Regions from separate parts of the Homo sapiens genome. Here region 1 is linked to region 2. A link is a loop called in an ENCODE intact Hi-C map of the cell type or tissue named here. Cell type or tissue: HCT116. All regions are shown on one strand. Region 1 has its middle 120 kb from the start of RGS7BP. Region 2 overlaps RGS7BP (regulator of G protein signaling 7 binding protein).

The links. A loop is a pair of places that touch in the nucleus more often than their neighbours do. Peaks named below come from ENCODE experiments on the same cell type or tissue, not always from the same donor. Only the 100,000 strongest peaks of a DNase experiment are listed, where the experiment ranks them.
Region 1: a loop joins it to region 2, with 3 times the contacts of the local background. A loop is called at or near these places in 9 of 110 quality-filtered maps.

The regions. Positions count from the first base shown.
Region 1 is chr5:64,382,684-64,387,683 of GRCh38, reverse strand. No RefSeq gene overlaps it. Among named protein-coding and RNA genes, the nearest start is that of RGS7BP, 120 kb to the left of the region's middle. In HCT116, a CTCF peak has its summit at 2,751 (motif pointing left); a DNase peak (open chromatin) is centred at 2,743.
Region 2 is chr5:64,610,211-64,615,210 of GRCh38, reverse strand. It overlaps RGS7BP (regulator of G protein signaling 7 binding protein), which reads right to left. Exons shown (of 6, transcript NM_001029875.3): 6 at 2,892-5,000. Among named protein-coding and RNA genes, the nearest start is that of SHISAL2B, 78 kb to the left of the region's middle. In HCT116, a CTCF peak has its summit at 2,650 (motif pointing right); a DNase peak (open chromatin) is centred at 2,660.

The DNA of each region.
Region 1 (5,000 bases), 230 kb after region 2:
GCTGTAAGTTTCACTCTAAGGACTACTTTAGCTGTATCACACAGATTTTGATATGCTATATTCTTATTTTTGTTTAGAATATTTTTAAATTTTCCTTGAGACTTCCTTTGAACTATGGATTATTTAGAAGTATGTAATTTAATTTCTAAGATTTTCTTGTTACCTTTACTACTGATTTCTAGTTTAATTTTATTATAGTTAGAAAATATATGTTGTAGGATTTCAGTTCTTTGATATTGAAAGAATTTTATGACCCTGGATATGGTCTGCCTTGATTAACGTTCCATGTATACTTGAACAGAATATATTATATATCCCACTGTTGTAGGAGAAATATTCTGTAAATGTCAATTAAATCAATTGGGTTCAGTTCTTCTCTATCCTAAAAAATTTTCTGTTAACTACTTCTGTCTGTCTGAGTGAAGAATATTCAACTCTCCAACTGTAATTGTGGTTTTGTTTCTTCTTTTAGTTCTGTCAGGTTTTGCTTCATGTATTTGTAGCTCTGTTGATACATATGCAACGTTATATCTTGTTGACCAGTGGACCATTTTACTTTTATATAAAGTATTGGGCTCCGTAAACTCTGACTCAAACTATGGCAGGCCAAAATCCAGCCTGCCATCTGTTATTGTAAATAAAATTTTATTAGACTACATTCAAGCCTATTCATTTATGTATTTTTTATGGTTTGTTTTGTACCACAGTGTCAGAATTATACTTTTGCAATAGAGACTATACGGCTTGCCGAGACTAAAATATTTATCTGGGCTTTTATAGAAAAAGTTTATTGTTCTCTGATATAATATCTCTATCACTGGTAATTCACTTTGCTCTGTAGTATACTTTGGCTGGTATAAGTATATCCAGTCTAGCTTTCTTTTGACTAGTGTTTCTATGGTATATATTTTTTATCCTTTAACTTTTAACTGAACCATGTCATTATATATTTGAAGTTAGTTACTTATAGACTGTGTATAGTTGGTTCATGTGTTTAAAAAAGATCCATTCCACAATTTCTGTCTTGCCTTTTGTAGGTTGAATTTGCCTCTAATTATTTCAATGTTTGGAGTATTTCTAAAATTTTAGTATTTTTTTGTTTATTCTCTTTGTTTTCCATTCCTTTGTTTTACTTTTCCTGCCTTCTTTGGGGTTATTTCAATATTTTTAGTGTCCAGCTTTAATGTATAGTGTTTTTATATTTTTTTAAGTAGTTGCTCCAGGGCTTCCTATATGTGTATTTAACTTTTCACAGACTATTTAGAATCAATATTCTTGTTACTTAAAGTGGAATACAGAAACTTTCCCAATATGTAGTACTATGTATTCTCTCCTCTTTATGTTGTAGTGTTCTTATACATTACATGTAGTTACATCGTAAATCTCATCACAAGGTATTATAATTTTTCTTTCAACTGTTTAAACATATTTTAGACAACTTAAAAGAAATATAGTTTCCTATTTACCCAGATATTTTCCATTTCTATTGCTTTTTCTTCATTTATGATTTTCCAAATTTATTTTCTGGTCTCATTTCCCTTTTGTCTGAAGAAGTTGCTTCAGAATTTCTTTGAAAGCATGACTGCTGACAATTAATTATCTTAGTTTTTCCTTATCTGAGAATGCCTCCATTCCTGAAGAATATTTTTGCTGGACATGGAGTTCTTGGTGGACAGTTCTTTTCTTTCAGCTCTTTAAATCTCTTGTTCCGCTCCTTTTTAAACTCCAGGATTTCTGATGAAAATTTTTAGTCTTTAAAATTATTTTTCCTTTATGTATACAGCATTGTTTTTCTCTGGTTGTCTTTTATTTTCAGCAGTTTGATTTTGATGTGCCTAGGACTAATTTCTTTGGATTTCTCCTTTTTGGGTTTGCTGTGCTTTTAAATCTATATGTTTGTCTGTCATCAAATTTGCAAAGTTTTCTGTCATTATTTCCTTAAGTTTTTTTTTTTTTAGCATCACCCTGTTTCTTCTGTATTTCTGAGACTGTTATAACACAAAATTAGACTTTTTGTTATAGTCTTATAGGTCCATGAGGCTCTGTTCAGTTATTTAAAAAAAATCATTTTTTCCTCTTTGTTCAGACTGATTCAGAACAAACATATTTGCTAGTTCACTGATTTTTTTTTCTGTTATTGACATTCTGCTATTGAATGTCTCCCTCTCTCCCACCCTCCTTCCCTCCTTGCCTCCCTTCCTTGCTATCCAATGAATTTTAAATTTTGATTATTTTATTTTCAGGTCAAACTTTTCTTTTGATTTTTTTTCATATTATCAATTTCAGTGCAAATATTTACTATTTTCTCATTGGTTTCAAGAATTCTTTTGATTGCTTGCTGGAGCATTTTTATAATGGCTGCTTTAAAATATTTGAAAAGTTCAACATCTGTGTTATTTTAACACTGGCATTCTTTGATTATCTTTTACCTGGTGCTTTGGCATTTTCCTAGTTATTTGCCAGGTAATTTCAGGTTACCCAGCAAAGAACGAGGTAATTCTAGTTACCTAGTAATTTATTACCCCAAATTACTAGGCTATGCTAGACATTTTGAATCTGATCTTATTTCATTTCTATGGAGACTGTTAAATAGTTTTGTTTTAAGCAGGCAGTCAACCTGCTTAGATTCAGGCCACTGGTTCCAACCCTCCTCTGTAGGCTGTGGTTTCAATGTCAGTTCCATTTTCAAAGTCTTTATAGTATGATTTATCTTTCCTGGATGTGTGCCACCCAGTGGTCAGTCTTGGACCTTGGCTATGGTCTGTCTGTTCAGTTTTCAGTCACCATTATGCTGAATAGGATAAGGTCCACACTTATGCAGCTCTTGGGTGAGCTTAGGAGTTCATAAATGACTTTGTGGGTTTGCTTTCCTGAGCTTTCACCTCTCCACCATCTCCCTCAAACTTTCTGGTTCCTCAAGACTCCTCTTTTTAGTTGTTCAGCCAGAAAGCCAACACTTTAGTTACCACACATTGCCATATACTTCTTCAAGTACCCCACATCAAGGATCAAGTGGTAGTGGGGAAGGGGAACTAAGGGAGAAAAAGGCAATGAGGAGTTTTCATACACTCTTTGAACGACAGCTCCTCTCTTTTAGAGTTTTGGCTCTTGCAGTCTCCTGTTGCCTCTGCCTGTTGACACCACCATTGTATTGCTTGGGGGCTTGATGTGGTGGAAAGAAGCAGTCTTTCTGAGCTTTTGTAGTTCTTTTTCTCTGCTTGCAGCCAGAGCTAGTGGGCTTCTCTTGGAGCTCTCTCTGCCTACATGTTTCTGCCCACTTCTGGTATGTTAAAGTTAGGCTGAGAGTTACTGGAGGAAAAAAAATTAGTAAACTCACTGTCAGTTCAGCGACATTACAAATTCTGTTCTTTTTCCAGAATCCAACTGCAGCAGTTTACTACTCAAAATCTCCCATATATCTGTTCCATCTGTTCTGTTCAGGTTTTATTGATGTATTCATTAGGATATACAGGGTGGGGTGTGCTTATCTCTAACCCAGAATTGGAACCTCCTCCCTTAGATTGCAGATTGTGATTGTGTGACCATCTTTGGTCAACCTAAAGCATTAGGCCATCCAAGTCTCTTTCTCTCTTGCTTGCTTTCATTCCTCCCTCTCTTTCTCCTTCTTTCTCTCCCTCCCTCTCTCCCTCCCTCCCTCTCTTCCTGTCTCCTTCCCTCCCTCCATTTTTCCTTTCCTCCTTGCCTCCCTTCCTTCTAGAATCTGGTTGCTTTCGGTCTTTTACATAAACTGGTAGAGGGAAAATAGAAAAGTACATATGGCTTTGTTTCTTTCTTCTCTCCTATTGCAAAACCATTTTATTTCTTTTCATTGTTGGCATCTTTCCATTGGCCAAGTCTTCTCCTTGCCATCTCTGTCATCATTACTGATTGCCCTGATTGCCATGTCATCACTGCTAGCAGATCTGCTCATGGTCAGTCATATGTGCTTCTCATTCACTCCCCACCCCCTGCCCCAGTCTTTTTTGTATTTTCTGATTATTCCTTTTCTCATACTTCTCTGCTTTTATGCAAAATCCCACATCCGTCCAGTTTTTCTATTCTACCAATGTACCAATTATAGTGAAAATCAGATGTATATTTTTTTCTTGGTCTCTGTGTTGTTTCTCTTTAATCAGAACCCATTGTAGTGTTTGTATATATATTTGTGGATACTATATTAGTTATTTGGAGACACATTGGAAGCCTGAGGCTTTGAGTAATTTGATTTTTGGTATTTCTTTAAGATTAAAACAAGTAGTGTGTTATACAGGGAACAATTTATGTACACTAATGAACATGTTTGTGATTGACATATATATGCTGCATACTGTTTCCAGATTAAATGACTTCCATGCTAACCTTTTCAAAGTACTTATTTATACATTATCCATTTTTGCTTTTCATCTTTTTTTTCTGTCTGAATGAAATACATGTCCTTTTCCTTCCATTGGTTTAAAGCCACTTAATTTCACTCTCTATTGTCACTCATACTTGATTCAGAATAGGGGAAAATAAGATAAATGTGTATATAACACTGATCATTACTACTCTTTGTTCCAGTAAAGATGATGATGAAGTTGTAAGGTATACAAAGGGATATTAAATACTTTCTTTTTAGAAGTCCTGAGTTTTTCATCTTAATGAAACAGACAATGTGAACTTATGTACTTTGCTTACCTGTTATTTCAATTACAGCAGTCTTTAGTCTTAGTAGAAAAAAATGAGAGGGTATATTGTAGCATTTATCAATAAACTATGATAAAAATTCTCTTCACAATAATTTAAAACCAGATGGTACCAAATTTATAATGAATTTATAATTGGTTAATTGCTTGATAAAATAATGGTCTTTCCTAATTATATCTCATCTCTGACAGTTTTAAGTTTATAATTTTTGGAAGTAAAACACATCATCCTTTAAGTCTTCCTGTCTTTTCTCAAAGATCTACATATCATAATTAGGGCAAAGGTACATTTCTATGGAGGCCATGTGTGCCTTT
Region 2 (5,000 bases):
CTGTACTGTACAGCCCTTGGCATCCAGCTGGACCACAACAGTTTGCCCCTTGAAAACCTTCTTGGGATACATTCCTGTCAGAATTTCATTTCTAGATATCTCTCCAGGAATGTAGGGGTATGTGTGTGCGTGTGTGTGTGTGTGTGTGTGTGTGTATCCTTTTATTAGAAAACAAAATTATTTAACTTAATGTATTTCTTTTTCTTGCTGTAGCTATCAGAAACCCTGAGCTAAATTTAAAGACATTGCTCTTGTTAGTGAAAAAGTTTCTAAATCTGTTTTACTCCTTCCTCTAGTGACTTCACTTACCAGGTTTTGTTTCTCTCTTACCTTCTTTTCCAGGCCCTTCCTTCCTTTCTCTCTCTTTCCTTCTCACCCATCTTTGTGTCTCTCTGTCTCTTCTATTCTCAAAAGCTCTGGCGCCCTGTTGTTTCCTCTCCATATCCCCACTGCCCATATTTTGACAAAGAATAAGCCAAGGAGGGGATGGGAATAGGGTGGGGAAGAGGATGAAGACAAGTAGTGAGTCAAAAATGTCCCTCTCACATATTCATTTTTTAAAACTTTTATTATTAGTTTTTATTACACAAGTAATACATGTTCATTGTAGAAAAATTAGAAAACACAGAAAAGCAAAAAGAAAAAATAATCACCCATAATCCCACTACCCATAACTACTATTAACATTTTAGTGTATGTCCTTCTAGCTTTCTTATGCATATATATACATACATAGATATATTTATATATAATTTTCTTTTTTACAAATATTGTGTCATACTATACATACTGTTTTATAACATGTGTTTTTCATTTAATATATATTGTGAACATCATTGTTTATTCCCTGAAAAATTTTACAGACACTACATGCTCATTGTGGAAAATTAGAAGTTACAGATATGCAAAAAGAAAATATAATTGCTCCAAATCTCACCTCCCAGAGATAAATGCTTTTACACTTTGGCAAGTATCCTTTCAGACTCTTTAATGCACACATGCATACATATATTTTTAAAAAGGGATCGTACTATAAATATTCCTCTATAACTTCCTTTTTCATCTAACAATATAGCTTGTACATTTCAATAAATACACATATGGTGCTTATTCTTAACTGGTACACAGTATTCCATTGAAAGGATGTACCATATTTAACCAACCCTATAAAGTAGGCTTATTTACATTTTTCTGCTTATCCAAATAATGCTGCTATAAACATCCTTTCTTGCATATACTTTTTGAATAATGAATAAATACATCTTAGCTCATTTTATTTTCTGACCCATTTAAAGGAGAATTTCCCTAAAGTGGAATTACTAGGCATGCAGGAAAACTATATTACCAAAATATTTTTTCAGAAAGGTGGAATCAATTTACATTCCTGTTGACTCTGTAAGAGGTTTATTTCTGTACTTCCTTTTTGTCCCTGGGAATTTTAATTCTTTATACCGTTTGCCTTTCTGACATATAAAAAGGAATATATCATATTAACTTGCATTTTTTATTACTAGTATATTAAAACACTTTTTCATATTTATTATTAGTAGGTTATTTTAGTTTATTGTGCATTGCCAGTTTGTGTTCTTGGTCCAATTTTCTGTTGGAAAGTTTGATTCTCCTTGAATTATAAAATGTCATTTATTCATTCATTATTCACTCATTCAATAAGTATGTTTTCAGCATTTGCTTTGTGTAGCACTGTGTTAGGTGTTATGGATACAACAATAAGCAAAATAGACATGGTTGCTGCCTTCTTATACTTCCAATTTAATAGGGATAAACAGGCAATTAAACAAGCAATAATGAAAACGTTCAATAAGGAAAGAATGAAATGGAAACACTTGGTTGAGAAGGGGATTGTAGATCATGGAAATGTCCCAAAAGTAGTGATGTTTAAGCTCTTAATATGTATTTGAGATCTATACTTTTTGTAGCATATATTGTTTTCTCAATTTGGTTTGTTATTTTTTACTATATAGGAGTTTAGCATTTTTAATCAGTCAAATTCCATCCATCCTTTCTTTCTGTTTTTTTCCTTTGGTGTCACTCAAAGAAAGGCTTCTTTCACACTAAAATTATATAAATATCCATTCACATTGCCTGCTAGTCTTGTTGTATGTTTATTTATGTGCTTGAATATGTAAATCTTTATTTCATCTGGAATTTATTCTGATAAAAATTATGAGGTATAGGTCTAATATTTCTCTCAAGAAATAGCTAACCAGCTATCCCAATATAAATTAATAATCCAAACTTTTCTGATAGATCTGAAATGTCATTTTTATAATATACCCAATTCTTTTATATTCTTAGGTCTATTATGGTCTATATATTTAATTCTAATAATTTATCCTGAGGCCAATAGTATCACAGCTTTTTCTCATCCTACCTATGGTTACCTGAAAGTTGAGCATTTTGTATTTGGTGACATTCCTAAGACAAAGAAATGATAGACGTTGCCTGGGTATGTGGGTAGGGTGGGAAGTTTGACCGGATGATATGCTTAATCCTTTCAATGTTGACACTTTCAGAGTTTTAAATTCCAGATGGGATCATTGTTAATCTGGTCCATTTGTTTGCTGTTTAAAACAAAGTAGATGCTTTTACATTCTGTCTTTATTTCACCTCACTCTGAAGCTCAGCTTTCAGTAGGTGGCAGTATTGCCAAACACTCAGTATCCCGACTGGTTTCGTAGGAGCACAGAGAAACAAAATGGTCTGGCAATTTTAGAATTTCCCCCAAGAGCTTTAACTCATTAGAGGAGGCATCAGGACTATGCTACTTCTAAAGCTTTCTTTATACCCCTGAATAATGGCATAACCAGAGGTTTGCAGTGAGTCTGCTCCTAGATGCGTGCAAAACATTAGCGGACAGAATTTTTTTTTTCTGGCTTGTTTTTTTTGTTTGTTTTTTTAAGTGACACCTTGGCCTTGTGGGCATTTCTTCACTTATCTTACCCAAAAGTGCCTTTGGGCCCAGCCACTGACTGATTTAAAACCCAGAAATGTGGTTTTAAACAATGTGGTCGTGGTGGAATTCAGGTGATTTTTATTTTCTATTTGGTAGTATTTTTCAGATTTCCCACAAAGAACATGTATTGTCTTTGTAATTTGAAAAAAAAATCAACACAGGATAGTAAAGATATGGTGGGAAAATGGGTGAATGTATGCCACAAAAGTTTACATCATTTTCTGTTTCAAGCCTGTGGGTACATGCGACAAAATGAGTTCAATGTTCTCTTCTTAACCCTAGAGATCAGCTCAGTGTTATTGCTAATCTGAAAGCGAATTACCAGCAGGAAGCCGAGACAGTAGAACTTTATCGCTTGGAACCACACCTGAGAAAATCCTTTGGTAGGTGAGAGGAGAGTGGGGCAGCTCCTAAGGGATGCATTGGCCTGTCTAATGTGAGACGGTGAATTACCTACTGTAACCTTGGGCCAGTGTAGGTTACCAGGGTTTTGAGCACTAAACTTAATTTTAGTATATGCTACTGAAAGAGGATCTTTAGATCTTGGAGTTTATCCACGGGAACTACAAAACTGATCAAAGGCTGGAAAACAGGCACTATGAATAAAAGATACGGTAGCTGAATATATTACCTTAAATATGCAAACTCTGGCTAGGTAATTAGACAAATTCCCATCTCCATGAATAGCTACTATAGCCTTTTCAGACATGGAGGTGAGACCTGAATTTATTAACAGTCTTCAGTTGTACAAAGGACAATTGCACAGAAGGTAAGTGTTACTTTCACACTGAGGCTAAGGTGAGAATGAACACAAGTTAACCAAGCAGAAGTTATTTAGGTCAGGCATTTAGAAGAACGTGCTGAACAAGATTGGGCTTATCAGTTAATAACTTTTGCATGGATTAGTAGGAACTAGATTGAAGCTAGAGTTCAATATAGTTGAAGTATAGGAGAGGGCAGAGGCAGGTGCTGAGAGCTGCCAAACTGGGCTACTTCAAAATTTCAAAAACAATGGATCTTAAATGAAATGACCTTAGTGGGTGAAAATGAATTAGATTCAGGAAAGGATATTAAGCTGAAATCAAGGTTTGCAGACCAGATAAGTCTGGATTGCTTGCTTTTCCAGGGAGTATTTACCCTAAGAGTCTTTAAATAGCCAAATTGTTTTACAAATATTTGATTCAGAAAATTGTGATTTTCTCATATAGCTTTCCACGGCTACTTCTTTTTTTTGAAGCCAGGTATACCTATAACCATGCATTAATTACTGGTTCCTTGGAACACAACTCTAGATTCAAAGAATAAGGCCAAAAACCAGCTGGTATGATCTAAATAGAGACCTGTATAACGTTCTCTTCCAACCCTTTAATTCTTTCACTTTCAATCAAAAGAGCTAGAAGACAATTCCAAGTATAATTTCCACATTGGATATTAGGGTGAACTATAAGAAATTGCCATTTTGTAGGTCAAAACAGTCACATATAGGAAATTTCATATAATTCAACCTAATACAATAATTATTACAGTAGTTCATCTTCACTAAAGCAAAAGGCCTTAATATATTTAGTTTTTAGGTAAAAATATTGGTATACATATAAATGCCTGTGCACATAAGTATTGGTAAAGAACAGGGTTGGGACTAAAGATGTGTCTTGGATAAACCACTTATCGGCATCTAGCTCATCCTTCTATTGTACTGGACACTGGTGCCTCCTGTCTGACTTGAAGGTTTTTCAGACTATGGAAAACAAGAAAAAAAGTGCAAAGACTTGATCTCTCAACCCATGGGAAATTCTGTCTGGGAAATGGGCCAAAGGAAGAACAGGAGACGGTATAACAAAATTTGTACCATGTTACAAGTTTAGTGAAGGAAGATCACAACAAAGCTGTGAGCAGAAAAACAAAGCATGTGGCTTCCTCCTTTCTAAAATATAGTATTGCTTAATGTGTCCTGCTTTCAAGAGTCTAAGCATAAGACAAGACACCAAGTACACGTTGGAAAAATCTTATCTGCATAGTCATCTAA